2 separate regions of the Homo sapiens genome follow, and region 1 is linked to region 2. A link is an interaction called in ENCODE POLR2A ChIA-PET data of the cell type or tissue named here. Cell type or tissue: IMR-90. All regions are shown on one strand.

Region 1 (8,000 bases), 260 kb before region 2:
CTTATGAGGTAAGGTAAAAATAGAATACAAAGCTACATGTGTGATTTTGTTTTGTAGAAATAGTATATGTAAAATATGCAGATGATATGTATAAGCATTATGCATAGAAAAAATAAACAAGAACATCAAAAGGTTTAATGGTGTTGGGTTATTAGGTAATACAATTACAATTACAATGAGTAATTTTGGCTTTCCTCTTTGTATTTTTCTGTAGTTTCAAACTTTCCTTAATAAATAGATTTCCTTAATAAATAAATTTTATAGACAGATTTATTTCCAGAAGAATACCTCATTGGGTGTGTTCCACTCAGCCCTGAATCCTCACCTTGTGAATGAATGTGGTGTTTACTGTGTTTATTCTTTTAGTGTCAGTGCACTTGTTACACCTTCCTTCCCCAACACACGTATGTGTGTGTATGTGTGTACGCTCATGCACAGATGTACACACGTGCTCACCAGAGTGGCAAGAGGCCATTTGTAGGCAGCAGAACTGAGGCCTTGTATTGGAAAGCAGGAAGGAAGGCCTGAGCCCCCAGCTGCCTTTTCCTCCCCTGGCCACCTGCTTTTGGCCAAGGCAGCTGGAGAATATTGGTTTTTGGAATGAGATGGGTCATCATCTCGGAGAAAGGGCAGCACATCAGAAAAGCTGCAGCTCCCATGCAGAGCTCAGCCGTGGTAGTCTGATGTTTTTTCCTTTGGTAGCTATGACCCAGGGATTATAAACTGCTCTTGGCAGCGGATGCTGGGAAGAGGTTGAGTCTGAGAGTGGAGGAAGGCTGGAGTGTGTCTAGGTGTCTTTGATTCCTAGGTAGGGTGACCTGCATCTCATCACGGCTGTTTATTTGTGTGTTGTGGTCTTTAGGAGTAGGGTGGAGAATGTCATGTTAATTTCAGAAACAGCAGAAGAATGGAGTGGCTGTTTGGATCCTGGGCTGCGCAGTGGTGCCTCAGACAGGCAGCACAATCCTGCATGGAAAAGAAAGCCCCCACCTGAGTTTGAATGGAAGACCTTTCTGTCATCGGGAACACCTGCTGCACCCCAGGTGCTATTCTAGACACCAGAAATATAACAAATAAGTCTTTGAGGAAGAGGTCCTGTGTTGTGAGGGAGGAAAGACAAGCACAAATCATAATGATACGCTTTGACGATCCCTAGTTCTGCATCTGAGACTTGCACAGAAGCAGAAATTTAACCAGGTTAATCAAGTGCTGTAAATCAAGCAACGAAGTCAGTCATATCTAGGGAAGAAAAGCGCTCTTACTCCAAAGGTTTTTCCCCACTTTGATCTGCAGTATCATGTCATCTGAAATTGAAAAAGCAACTTTATACAGAAGCAGGAACAAATGGCTCATTTATTTTAAGTATCTTACCCGCCTGATATTTCTGCCCTTGAATATTTTCTTTAGTTACCTGGGAAACGTTTTTTTAGGACTGAAAACAGATATAAACCACACCACTGTTAATGACCATGAAAATGATGCAATTTGCATTGAAATCCTTAACTAATCTGTGCTGATTACCTAATTTCTCCAGGTGAGGACGGAGAAGCACGGTGTTTTCCTTAATGAGTAACAAAACCCACTGTAATGTGTTTGCTTGAAAGCTGCCAGGGAGTTTTAATAGATCTTCTCAAGGTTTAGTCCTAATCCAGATTCTGTGGGTTTTCACGCTGCTCTGGGCAAGCCAGCCAGTCTGCAGTGTGGGGGTTCCATGGGAAGAAATGAGTTCTGCAGCTGAGTTTGGATATGACAGGAACAAAAAGGACAGCCTCTGTGAGGTGGTAGGAGAAAGGACTGTGAGCCAAGGACATGTTGGGGGAACATTCCTCTGGCTGTCCTCATAGGCAGGGAGCAGCTGGAAATGTGACCGGGCCTGGGGCTCCAAGGTCAGCGTCCCTGAATACTTCTGGCCTGGGGCAGGATTTCCTGAAAGGGCTGTGACGATTGATGACCGCCACCAGAGAGCTCAGGAGGGTGGGACCTCCACAGAGGCAGCGTGCATCTGCAGTGGCTTAGCGCCTTCAGCGCCTTCATTCTCTTCCTAGGGCAGTCTAGACATTGGCTGAACATTGGCAAAAGCAGGGAGAGAGAAATCACATGGAGGCCCTGCTTTCTAAGAGGGAAAAGTCTGTAAGAAACTCGTGCCGTTCATTCTTCACCCATTCACCCATTCATTCGTTCATCCATTCATTTGTCCAACTGTGATTGCATGCCCGCCCTGTGTCGGCAGCATGTCTAATGGAAGGGCATTTGTAAAGAGGACTGAAAGAGTCTACCTTTAAGAAGCTTCCCTGAGGAATCGCCACACTGACTTCCACAATGGTTGAACTAGTTTACAGTCCCACCAACAGTGTAAAAGTGTTCCTATTTCTCCACATCCTCTCCAGCACCTGTTGTTTCCTGACTTTTTAATGATTGCCATTCTAAGGGATCTAGAACTAGAAATACCATTTGACCCAGCCATCCCATTACTGGGTATATACCCAAATGACTATAAATCATGCTGCTATAAAGACACATGCACACGTATGTTTATTGCGGCATTATTCACAATAGCAAAGACTTGGAACCAACCCAAATGTCCAACAATGATAGACTGGATTAAGAAAATGTGGCACATATACACCATGGAATACTATGCAGCCATAAAAAATGATGAGTTCATGTCCTTTGTAGGGACATGGATGAAATTGGAAACCATCATTCTCAGTAAACTATTGCAAGAACAAAAAACCAAACACCGCATATTCTCACTCATAGGTGGGAATTGAACAATGAGATCACATGGTCACAGGAAGGGGAATATCACACTCTGGGGACTGTGGTGGGGTGGGGGTAGGGGGGAGGGGTAGCATTGGGAGATATACCTAATGCTAGATGACGAGTTGGTGCAGCGCACCAGCATGGCACATGTATACATATGTAACTAACCTGCACAATGTGCACATGTACCCTAAAACTTAAAGTATAATAAAAAAAAAAAAGAAACTTACTAAATGACAAAAAAAAAAAAAAAAGAAGAAGCTTCCCATGCAGTGAGGGGCAAGTGTAAACAGGTATGTCTAGTATCTATTAAGGGAGATGATCTCCTCTCTTTCAACTTCTAGACTCTCCTGTGCCTGCCATTGTCAGCTAGCAAGTCTGCCCACCATATTGTTTATGAGGATGATTTAAAGCCTATGCCTTCCTCCGTTTTTCCCACTTGCTGTGGATAATAGCCATTTATTCAGGGGGTACCTTGAAGAAATAAGAGCATCCCTTTTTCTGCCTCTTGCTTTTGGGCCATTCTTCTTGGCAGCCTTCTCCAGCCAAAGCTCTTTCTCCAATGTACTGAGTTTTCTCAGATGGGGGTGGAGGGGACACTCCGCACATCTTGTCCTGGGCCTGCCCCCACCTCCATGCATTATGGGGCAGCCTCCTCCCAATAACTTCCTTGGCTTCCACCTCCATGCTTGCCCCTTCTCCTCCTCCCCTGTTGGCTCTGAGGGCCTTATTGGATCCCCGGTCCTGTCCTCTGTCATTCACACTGGGCTCTTTCTCCAGTATGGGGTTTGTTCATTCCCCAAACACACAAGTCCTTTGGTTTTTTGTTTAGTTTAGTTTTTTTTTTTTTTTTTTTTTTTTTTAAGACTCCAGAAGCTTTCCTGTCCACTCAACCAATCATCTTTCCCCAAACCCCGTTACTTATCCAGGTGCTGGTTCCCTGTGTCTGAGCTACCCTAGACCCGCTGTGTGGCCTTGGTTTGTTGTGAGGGTTGTATAGCATGACTTACGTCCCATCTCAGGTGGGACGATCCAGTAAAAGCCAATTCCCGACTCTTTTCTCATCATGCAAGAAAAAAGTGGTTTGGAACTGCCCTGATGTCGGGAGCCAACGTCCTGATGCTTTTATCCACCACCACCTAGAATGTCAGACTGGGGACGGTAGGGGCACTGCGAACAGATGGTCAAGGTTGCATAAGGAGAGTTTGCGTAAATGTCAGCAGGACAGGAGAGCATATTGGTGATGTTGGTACAGACAGGACAAGGCTGCAGTGGTGGAGGCTCCTGTCTTGCCCTGTTGGGACCCTCAGAGGCAGCTTTCCTAGGCAGGTTCTGAGAACGTGTCCTCACCACATGTGACTGGGTGCTGGATTTGGGGTCTGGAGCTACTTCCTTCTAGCATCTCTGGTCCTCATTCCTTGCCAGTGAGTCACTTCCCCTCCCCAGGGATGAGTGCTTTTGTTTGGGTAGTTGCTTTAGGCTGCGGGAGTTCCAGAGGACAGCGTGTGTAGGAGGGAGGGAGGGAGGGAGGTGGAACTGGCGCCTGCAGTGGGGCCTTCCTGAACCCCGACTTGAGAGACTGAGCAGATCCTTGTCTTCTGAGGCATGGGTTCCTCCAGGAGGGGGTCCTCCAGGAGTTCTGGTCAGGCCCTGAGGAGAAGGGGCAGGAAGGATACTCAGAGGTGGGCCTGTGTGTAAGGGGCGGCAGAATGGTGTCATAGTTCAGGCAGCATGGCATCCCTTCGGCTCAGGGAATCCTTTTCCACCCTTAGTTTGATGATCCTGACCCTCTGTCTGACCCCACCGTCCTGAGCCTTGGGCCTGCTGCTGCCTCCTCCTGGTGTGTGGGGATGGCCACTTTGGCCTGAACCAAATCAGGTGACTCATTCAACCTTCCTGTAGGATCTTTGTGGAAGGGAGAGAAGGTGGGGCCTCCATCTCCCAAGGAGCATATGTTCTAACAGAAACTAGATTGTTAGATTTTTTGTTCACTGTGAAGAAAGGTTATAAATCAACAGGAGCAAACCTCAAAAGGCGGACAGAGCTCCGCAGACAGCACGTGTGCTCAGCCCTCTCGGTGCACCCTTGCCAGACGGATATTTGGGAACCCTCACTCTTTCCAGGTCCCTCCCTGCTCTACAACCTACAATGGCTCTTTCTTGCCCATCTTGTCAACATTGGCCTGGCGCCACCTTTCAGGGCCTGAGATAATGTTTGGCTTTGCCTTGGCTTCTAGGTTTAATTCCCCACAATCACAGTTCTAGGCCTCCGCTGCCCTCTGGTCTTCCAGAATGAGGACTTTTAAACTTTTCTGGCTGGGATCCACAGTAAGAAATACCCTTATTATGCGTGATGAATGCAGGTATTTTTTTCTCTTATCTTTCATTCTTTTTTACTTATTAAAAAATGCTGTTCGTGACCCAAGAAATTAATTTCATGGCAGACTCATGAGTGGTGACCCCCAGTTTGAAAAGCAGGGCTGATTTAACACAATACTAATCACGGAAGCTCAAGTAACAGCCAAGAAGAATGGCAGAGCTGGAAACTGCCAGTGCAAGCTCATCAGCCGTATCCTGAGGGAGAAGTGACCAATCAAATCTGATAAGAAGTTGGTCCAAAAACATACTAGAGCAGTGGCCTCCAATAATTTTTTTTGATTGCACTGATTGTAACAATTTTTACATCAGTAAAAAAATAAGCATACAACTTCAATATATGTCTGGTTATTTATTTTGTTACTATCAGCAGTAAGGTTGCAAATCTGTTTTCAAAGGTTTTGATAATTTCAGATGTTTTTCCGGTTGACATCTTATCAGATCTGTTCAGGCAGTCTCCTCACTCTGGGGACAACTGCTCTCCCCCAAACCTTCTTCCTTTCATATTGCCCTTCCTTTCCTGACACAACCACTGTATCAGTCTGTTCTCATACTGCTATAAAGATCTACCCAAGACTGGGTCATTTATAAATAAAGGAGATTTAATTGACTCATAGTTCTGCATGGCTGGGGAGGCCTCAGGAAACTTACAATCATGGTGGAAGGGGAAGCAGGCACATCTTACATGGCGGCAGGTGAGAGAGAACAAGCAAGAGCAGGGAAAGCTACCTTATGAAACCATCAGATCTTGTGGGCACTCGCTCCCTATCACAAGAACAGCATGGGGGAAATTGCCCCCATGATCCAGTCACTTCCCACCTGGTCCCTCCCTTGACACGTGGGGATTATGGGGATTACAATTCGAGATGAGATTTGGGTGGAGACACAGAACCAAACATTGTCAACCACAAAATCTCCATTTGCTCCTTCTGTCCCCCAGAAATCTGGAGGGAGTTGTCTTTGACACCTCTCTTTCTCTTGTCACCTCAACCATTCACTTACTGTGTTCTGGGGACTTGACTGCCCAGTAGACAGTCAGCTCTTCCCACCTTCTCCTGCCACATTGCTTCCTTTTTCCTCCCACTCCTCACAAGAGCCTCCCTCTCCCTGGGATGCTTCCCTCCCCCCTCCACAAGGCCAACTCCTACTCACCCCTCAAGCCACCACGTATAGGCCACTGCCTCAGAGGGATCTTCTCTGATCACTGCCCAGGGCACTTTCTGAGGCACCTTGGACTTTCATGGCTCTTAATGCAATTTTATTTTTATACTTATTTATGATTTAGTTTGTTTAAAGAGTGTAGTTCTCCAGCATCGAGGCTGTAATTTCTTGGTGTGTGTGTGTGTGAGTGTGTGTGTGTGTGTTTGTGTTCAGCACTCAGGCCATACAGTCTAGATAAATATTTAATATAACAACCCTATGAGGTAGTTACAAACAGTATCCCTCCCCCCCCCATTTTACAGATGAAGAAAGGTTAATTGCCAAAGGTCAGCTAGTTAATAAATGTGAATGCTAGCCTCACACCCATTTCTTTCCAATTACAGTGTGCACACTTACCAACAATTCTAGATAGTTGATTTACTATCTCATTAGGCTAAGGCTTGAATTTAAGTCCCATCTACCTTGCTTATGCCAGACCATCCCTCTACAGCGATTCTGCTAGTTTGAGTTGTACTTAGGGTCTGAATGAACAGTTTACCCTGTGTTGTTCTGGATAATAACACCATCATTTTCCCCATGGTTCATCTCCCAGACCATTCCCACAGCACTGGAGAGGACCTGAGCCTACCACCTATTGAGTAAATAATTACTGATTAGTTGATGGTTATCAGGGACTTGGCAAAGACTTCATTTGACTTCCAAGTTAAATCCCCTGACTTGGTGCAGACCTGTTCTGCAGCCAAGAGCAAGAAGACCACACCTCTGATTCAAAGGCATTTTAACTGTTCCAATTTGCACTTGTTGGCCTTCTTCCTGGTGGATCTCAGTGTAATTTCTGACTGAGAGCCAAGAATTTAAGGGTCTTCAATACCAGGAGTAATTTCATGAGTTGCTGATGGCTAATTAGGGATGATTACAGTTAAGAGGCTTTACTTTCTTAATAACCCGCAGAAAGGGCCTGTGGTAACTTAAAATCTTGATTCTTTTTCCCTGAGAATGGAATTGTCTGGTTCTCATGACTATCTTTTTGTAAATCCTTGTCCTTTATTTTCCCACCCACATTTTCTGGTGAAAAGGAAGTCTGAAGTCTCTGGAAGAAACAAGAAAATAATGATCTTAGAGAACTCCACCTTTATTAGAAAGGATCCCTGGCCCACCTTGGAACCTTGCTTCATTTGTCTTTCCCTTCAAGGAGTTGCAGCAGGAGAGGAGACTGGGCCATGTTCTGTTTTATTCTCTAAGTTTTACTACGTTGCAACCAACCCGCCCATCCTGGGCTTTCTGTTGCTATTCATAACTTGCCTTTGAAACTATTGGCTCACTTGACAATTTTTAGAAATTTTGTTTAGTGAGGGCTTCTGAATGAAGTAGTATTTATGGGCGAGAGATTTTACCTCCATGTTTTCACTGTGACAACGTATTTTAAGTGTTGTTTGACCTCTTCTTGCATCACCATATTAGTTCATTTTGCATTGCTATAAAGGAATGCTTAAGACTGGGTAATTTATAGAAAGGTTTATTTGGCTCCCAGTTCTGCAGGCTGTACAAGAAGCATGGTGCTGGCTGGCATCTGCTTCTGGTGAGGACCTCAGGAAGCTTTCAATCATGGTGGAGAAGGAAGGGCAGCCAGTGTGTCACACGGCAAGAGAGGGAGTGAGAGAGAAGGGAGGAGGTGCCAGACTCCTTTTAGGCTCTTTTTAA
Region 2 (8,000 bases):
GGATGGTCTAGATCTCTTGACTTGGTGATCCACCCGCCTCAGCCTCCCAAAGTGCTGGGATTACAGGCGTGAGCCACAGTGCCTGATTGGCCTTTTCACTCCTCCTCCTCCTGCCGCAGAGCATGTGCATAGGCTGGTGCTACTGCTTGGGATGTCTTCCTCCCTACTCCTCCTTCACAGAGCTAACTCCTACTCATCCTTCAGATTTCAGTTCAGTTCAGAAGTCACTTCCTCAGTAAAACCTTTCCTGATACCCTGGACTAAGTCGTTTCTCTATTGTATATGCCCTGGGAGACTTTGCCATCACAGCACTTGCTACAATTTGGCGTTTATACAGTTGCTTGCATTTTTGTGTATTTAATAAAATTAATGTGAGTCCCTCTGACATCTCCACCCGCTTCTACTCAGCACTAGACAGATATTTCTGAACAGATGTCAGTATGAAAGGCTTCCCAGGAGTCGTAGGTCTGGAGCTCAATGCTGAAGGTGGGTTTGTGAAGGCAGATTGGAGAACCAAGGATAGTCTGGACAGGTGAATAGAAGAAACAGAGCCACTGAGGTGGGAATGCCTTTGCTGTGTTTCTGTAACAATGAGGAGAACCATTGAGTAGTTACAGGCCCAGTTGAAGAGGGCGGTGTCCTTGAAACCTGCCTTAGGAGTCGGATGCGGATATTCTGAGGATGGTGAAGGACCGGATGGCTGTGAGGAGAGGAGTAACATGATGAAACATGTTGAAAGTCACTTGTTAGTGGGTTTTATTAAACCCCAAAACGGGGAGCTCAGTAGCCAAGAGCCCTCTGGGAGGCTGCTAAGGGACATGCCGTGAAGGTGACAGAGGACATCCAGTCTAAAAGTCCCCACTGAGCTCCACTGCCCCCCAGGTGCAAAGCCTGTGCTAAGCATGGCAGCTCACAAGGACTGGGCAGAGGCACAGACAATTCTCACTCATTGGTTTCTGCAGTCAAAAGTTGAGACTGGCCGGGTGCTGTGGCTCACACCTGTAATCTCAGCACTTTGGGAGGCCAAGGTGGGCAGATCGCTTGAACTCAGGAGTTCGAGACCAGCCTGGGCAACATAGTGATACCCCACCTCTACAAAAAATACAAAATTAGCTGGGCATGATGGTGCATGCCTATAATCCCAGCTACTCAGGAGGCTGAGGCAGGAGAATCGCTTGAACCCGGGAGGCAGAGGCTGCCAGTGAACTGAGATCACGCCACTGCACTTCAGCTTGGGCCACAGAACAAGCCCCTGTCCCCCGACTCCCAAAAAAAAGATGGTGCGAGCTGGGGTTCCTTGGAGTTTTCCCCTGAATTCCTGGATGATGTCATACCAGAACATTCTTTTGCTGAAGCCATCAAAACTCTCTTCCTGCTACAACCTTCCTTTTCCAGTGTCTCCCAAGTCTGCTTCTCAGTGTTTTGAAGAGAGACACACACACACACACACACACACACACACACACACACAAACACAGACTTTGTTGAGCACATGGCCTGTTGTTCAGGCGTCGGGATTCGCTGAGTGGACCCACGCATTCAAGTGCCAGCCTTTTCCACCTGATGAACCCGTGTGCTTTTATCGCTGTTGAGTGCTTTGGCCGTGTACCAATAGACTCTGAATGAAACGTGTGGATGTGCACACACATATCTACATATACATGTATACATACATGTAGACACATGTATATACATACACACATATGCCCTATAAATACATACTCTGATACACCCACATATCTATACCATATGTACACATGCATACATAATATACACATATGCATGTACACACATAAAACATGTACATGCGTACATATGCACACACACACACACATACCTATACGTATACATACCTATTTTACTGAGATGGTAATAGCAGGGGATAGGAAGTCAAGCCGTCCTCCCCTGGGTATTGCCTGCAGAGGTGCTACCACTTCCTCTGCCTCTGACTTTCTCTGGTTTCCAAGACCTTTACTTTATGTGGCAGTTTGTACCAGAATTCCCTTCCCTGACTTCCTTCTCAAAGCTCTCAACAGCCTCAGTTCCTGACGGGAGAAACCCCAGCCACATCATCTTGCTGGAGGATACGTATCTATTCTGTGTTTTAACACATATATCCGCTCAGATAGTTAGACATTTTCCAAAGCTGTAAAACACCGGCCATGACCTCCCGCTTCTGCTGAAGCTGTCAAGCCGCTTTCTTGACAGTTGGCCAGACTGGCTTACTACTGGCAGAACCCCTTTCCAACTTACTTTTTATTAAATATAACATTTTAAGATGTAACACAACATGTCACACAGCATGAAGAGTTTTGAACGGCATGGTGCCTTTTCATAATGGCATTTGTTTTCAGTCGTTTTTTCCTGCTTTGGATTTAATGTGACATGAGAGAAATAGGAAACATTTCAGAAAAAGGTTGGGTAACTTGGACAAGGTTCACTTAGCCAAATCCCATGAAACTATGTGTCTAGGAACTTTCTACGAACAGGAAGCTACTGCTGTTCCCTGTTCAGGTTTTAAGTGTGCAGGATGCAAGCTGTGGCACTTCCCAGGACTCTAGACAAGTTTTGCTCATTCTTTCTGTGAGAACAATGGTCTTGCATGACCTGGACTGCTGGTTTACCTCTGCAGCCTCACCAGGTATCAGCTTGTGCTTTCTACTTCAGCGATGAGGAATGTCTCCCAGCATCTTGTGTGCTTCGTGGTCCTGGCCTTTGGATATATCTCTGCCTGGAATGTTCCTCCTTCCTCCCCTCCCCTTCACATAATAAACTCCTTCTCCTCTTTCACAGCTATAATTTCACATTTATTTGTGTGACTAGTTAATTCATACCTGTCTTCCCCATGAAATTGTAGTTGCAGGAGGTCAAGGACCTGGTCTCTTTTTAAAATTATTTATTTGGTACTTACTATACTGTCTGGAATAAGATCCTCAATATGTATTTGCTGAGTAAACGAATCCATGAATGAATAAATGTTGATTGTCCCATAAGGGCAGGGACTCTGTCTTAGTAATTTGCTTATTTCTAGATCCTTGCACAGTGCCTGGCCTACAATAGGTGCTCAATAAACATCTGGTGAATGAACAAGCATTGCTTCATACATGGCACCATGCCAGGCACTGTCCTTGACCTTGAGAGGGTGAGCATTTGCTTAGGGAGAGAATATGTACTCAGAGGAAAGAATTAAGAGTTTAATCGGGCACTGAAGGTAGCATTCTAAGTCAAATCTGAATTTGAATCCTGGTGGCTCTACCACTCTCTAGCAGTGTGGGTTTTAGCAAGTTACTTAACCTCTCTGAGCCAAAGGTTTCTCATCTGTAAAATGGGATAGTAATAGTGTCTACTTCTCTAAGAGTGATATGAACTAATACATATGCAGTGTCTCACACAGTACTTGGTACAATGCAAGCACTCTAGCCAGGTTGGGTGTCATTATAATCAATTTAGGAAATCTCTGTGCAATATTTTAAGTGTGGTGAGGTCATTGACAAACAGTATGACTCTAGACAAGTATTTTCACTTTTCTGGGTGTCAGTTTTCTACTGTGTAGTATGAAAGGATTGGGTGGGGTCTTTCCAGCTGTGATGGTCCATGTAGTGCAGAGATAGCAAGATTAGTAGGATATCTTACTTATTAGTAGGATTAGTGGCTATGACAGAGGAAGCTTCCAGAAGTCACATCTGCAAGGTCAGGTAGAATTTATTTAGGCAGAGAATAGAATGTGGGACACGCCAGCCTGGGGAACAGTGTACAAAACCATGGTGGTGGAGAAGGAGCACAGGGCATTTGGGGAAGAGGTGATGGTGGGAGGGTGGTTCTTTAGGAGTGGTGGGAAAGGAGGAGTATAAAGCTACAACAGGTTCTTGAAGGGAGGGTGACCTGAAGAAGGAAGGTTTGGGGAATAATATAGCTTGAGTCAGACAAATGGGGAGAGGGCAGGAAACTTGGAGTCAGGGAGATCAGCTAGGAGAATGTGTAGCTTCTAACACAGGCTGATGAAGGCCTGAGCTGGGATTTGGCAGAAGGAGTGAAAGGGAGGAGGAGAACTCACAATGAATAAATGACATAGCTTGGTGGTAGAGCCAATAATAGGGATTGAAAGAGGTTTCTAGAATGTTTGTTACCATTGACAGAGATGCATCCTTGTCCTTGAGAAAATTGGGTTGCGCTCTAGAAATGTGCATTAGTGATTGGCAACCCAGCAGAAGATTGAAAGCTGGCAGCCAGGGGGTGCAGAAAGAGGGAACAGAAGCAGAGGTTGACAGCCACCTCCCATGTCCAGCACCAGGGCAGACCCATGCAGTTCTGCACAGGTTTCATGCAGCTGATGGGAGTAGGCCAGGGGATTGGGTAGGAGACAGGGGCATGGTGTTAGAAATCCAGAACAGAAACAGAGGCAACTTTCTGGGCCATAGGAGGGAGGCTTCCTTTATTTAACTGGCTGCCCTAGGGGAAGCAGAAAGTCCCCAGGCCCCCATGAGATCCAAGCAGGATGGGAGTAGGTAGGTGATCTGGCCTGCAGCAGGTGACTTTGTTGGGGAGGTATGCCCCAGTGGTGCCATAGCTGTAGCCCATTGGCAGCACAGCACAGCAGTGGGAAGCTCTGCTTGGAGTATCTTTGGGTTCCAGAGTGGAGTAGTGAGGTGGGGGGTGCAGTGGTAACAATGACATTTCAATCACGTGGACCTGTTTACAGCTGAGCTCTACCACTTACCAACCATGTGGTTGTGACCAAGTCACTAAGCTTGTGTGAGCCTTAGGTTCCTTGTCCTCCGTAGGCAAGGATTGGCTGAATTAATTTATATAAAGGGTCTAACATATAGTAGGTGCTCAAAAAACACTAGACATATAAAATTTACAAAAGGTAGGACTAAGCCAGTTACATCCTAATGCCTGCTAAATCCAAATGCAGCTAAAAAGGGAAGAGAAGTTCCTGTCTCCTCTCTGTTTTCTGCACAGCATAGACCATACCTGACAGATCAAAAGGAAACTTCCTCCTTGCAAGGCCTCCTGATGGCTGCAGTCTTCACTGTCTAGCTTTCAAGTATAAAACTAACCTTTCATTTAAGTAGCCAAACATCAATTTTTATGTTAGCTATGGCAGTGCATTCCCAGGGTGTCAGCTAGTAGGCTGGTTACAAGCGAGGTCTCCTTTCTCTATCCTAGTTCAGAAGCATCAGTTAGAGCAGAGGTTCTCCAGGTGTGGCTCCCGGACCAGCAGCACTGGCATCACCTGGGAACTTGTTAGAAATGAACCTTCTTGGGCTCCATACTAGACCTACTGCATCAGAAACTCCAGGGAGTGGGGTCCATGTCCATCAGCCTTTGTTTTAATAAAAGACCCCCAGGTAATTCTGATGTACGTTAGAGTTTGAAAGCCACTGAATCAGAGTGTTGTGGAAAATTAGAACTGTGTTTAAGTATGAGCAGTGCTAAGAAGACTATTGATAGAAAATTGAGCCAATGATTTTTTTTCAGGGTTTAAAAGGGATGTTTTTGTGTGTGATGACACCTCAGTAATGCTGCAGAAAGAAAAACAAAATAAAAATTTAAAAAGAAATTTTTGTTCACTGTTTCTAATCCGGATACCCAAGCCTATTAAAACAGTCAGTAAAGTAAGATTCAGTAGGGCACTTCTAAAGTTTCTAAAGGACATTGCCTTTAGAAATGCCCTTTAAAATATGTTCAGTATTAACTTCTAAAGTTTAAATTCCAAGTGTGGGATGGAAGGTTTGGGGTATTAGGCAATTGATAAGCTGTGTGTTTTTGCATTTAAGCTTTAATAATGGAAAGCGCCCAAAACCTTTTCTTTTTCAGAACAGGAAAAGCTAAGACTTAGTCTCACCCCTCTTCTGACTTTTTCAAAACAGTTTTCTAATTCCAGAGAAGAGCCTGAGCTCTGAGAATCATTCTCCTCATCTTATTTTCCATAACTTTGTCCTGGAAAATGCAGTCTGGGGGAAAGCATTTTAAATAGTAATCATCTGAGTCTAGTCCAGAATTTGGAATCCAAGGGCAGGCGGATACTTTGTCATAAACAGGAGCAATAATACGTAGATAATGCAGTCAGTGGAGGAAAAGTCTGGCGCTGCTGTGGCTCTGACTGCTCCTGGATTAGTTACTAGACCAAATGCTGCAAACTGGTCCATTGCTTTGCTTTGAGCAAGCACCTTATTTTATTTAACCCCTGCATATACACTTAAGACATTGTATCCACATGTTTCTAATTCATTTACACTTCACTCATCAGCATCTGTTGGGTAAGCACCCTGTCACCTCCAAGTTTTATGAGCTGTGTTTACTAGGCTGCAATTCTTGAACAGGGATATCGTATATTCCACAAAAAAAGAAAAAAAAAAAAAGAACTTGAGCCTGGGAAGTGAGGACTTCAGTGCTCAACTTGGAGTGAACTTGTGAAGTTTGAATGGATCTGCAACTAAGCACAGATGTTCCCTATTCTCCAGGAACAGCTTCACATGTTTATGCACAGAATCTCCTCTTTTCGTACCTGAGTTTTTCTCTCCACTGAAATGACAGTGGGAGAATGTGCAATTGTGGGAAAAGCTTGAACCTCGTTTCCTTCCACTTTTTGTCCCCTCCCATCCCTCCCAAAGTCTCTTCTTGGTGACTGAGAGCAAATGCAAACCTATGCAGTAGCAAAGCTCCCTAAAATCCAAAACCTCAACACTTTAGCAATATTTTGCTTCCCTAGAAGGCAGCATTCCCTTTTGCAAGTTTCTTCCACTTAAGCAAAATTCCTAAGAATACAGCAAGAAGTTTTGTAGTTTTTTGTTGATTTTGAATAGAGATGGGAGGGACCTCCCATTATTAATAACTGCACAGAAGGATTTTGTTTCTAAGAACCTGAATTGTTAGTGTTATTTTCTAGATTTTTTTAAAAATTGGTTTTTATTTTCTATTCCACGTTATGTGTGTACATGTTTTATAGAGTCAAATAGTTCTAAAAGTTTGCCTCTTCCCTAATCTTTCCTATTCCTCAACCATTTTAGCTGTTCTTTTGATTTTTACCTTATCTGTAAATAATACTTATATTGTTAATTCTGGGTTTTTACATTTCACATTTGTTCTGTTGAAAATGAAGATCTTCATGAAACAACAGGTGCTAGAGAGGATGTGGAGAAATAGGAACGCTTTTACACTGTTGGTGGGAGTGTAAACTAGTTCAATCATTGTGGAAAACAGTGTGGCGATTCCTCAAGGATCTAGAACTAGAAATACCATTTGACCCAGCGATCCCATTACTGGGTACATACCCAAAGGATTATAATTCATGCTACTATAAAGACATATGCACACATATGCTTATTGCAGTGCTATTCACAATAGCAAAGACTTGGAACCAACCCAAATGTCCATCAATGATAGACTGGATTAAGAAAATATGGCACATATACACCATGGAATACTATGCAGCCATAAAAAAGGATGAGTTCATGTCCTTTGCAGGGACATGGATGAAGCTGGAAACCATCATTCTGAGCAAACTGTCTCAAGGACAGAAAATCAAACACCGCATGTTCTCACTCATAGGTGGGAATTGAACAATGAGAACACATGGACACAGGGAGGGGAACATCACACACTGGGGCCTGTCGTGGGGTGGGGGGATGGGGGAGGGATAGCCTTAGGAGATATACCTAATCTAAATGACAAGTTAATGGGTGCAGCACACCAATACGGCACATGTATACATATGTAACAAACCTGTTAAAGTATAATAATTAAAAAAAAAAAGAAAATGAAGGTCTTGCCCTCTTTCATTATCCTCTCCCTAGACCTCACCATGGATACACACTCCCCATCCTGCACCCTCTCAATATAATTATTGTAATTTAGCTTAGATTAATAACCATTGCTTACAGTATGATGACTATGTACATGCACTTCACACTGGAGCCATGTGATATACTCCCTTAGGTCAGATTTCCAGAGCACTGATCCTAAAGCAGAGATTTGTGCCCAGTGTTCCTTGGGGC

The links. Peaks named below come from ENCODE experiments on the same cell type or tissue, not always from the same donor. Only the 100,000 strongest peaks of a DNase experiment are listed, where the experiment ranks them.
Region 1: POLR2A ChIA-PET joins it to region 2 with 13 read pairs; 2 of 35 experiments call an interaction of 5 or more read pairs at or near these places.

The regions. Positions count from the first base shown.
Region 1 is chr15:71,132,392-71,140,391 of GRCh38, forward strand. The region is part of intron 1 of THSD4 (thrombospondin type 1 domain containing 4); the gene reads left to right. Among named protein-coding and RNA genes, the nearest start is that of CT62, 21 kb to the left of the region's middle. In IMR-90, a CTCF peak has its summit at 4,609 (motif pointing left); DNase peaks (open chromatin) are centred at 4,210 and 4,640; H3K27ac peaks cover 1,479 bases.
Region 2 is chr15:71,394,483-71,402,482 of GRCh38, forward strand. The region is part of intron 6 of THSD4 (thrombospondin type 1 domain containing 4); the gene reads left to right. Among named protein-coding and RNA genes, the nearest start is that of THSD4-AS1, 210 kb to the left of the region's middle. In IMR-90, no CTCF peak of the experiment used is centred here; no DNase peak of the experiment used is centred here.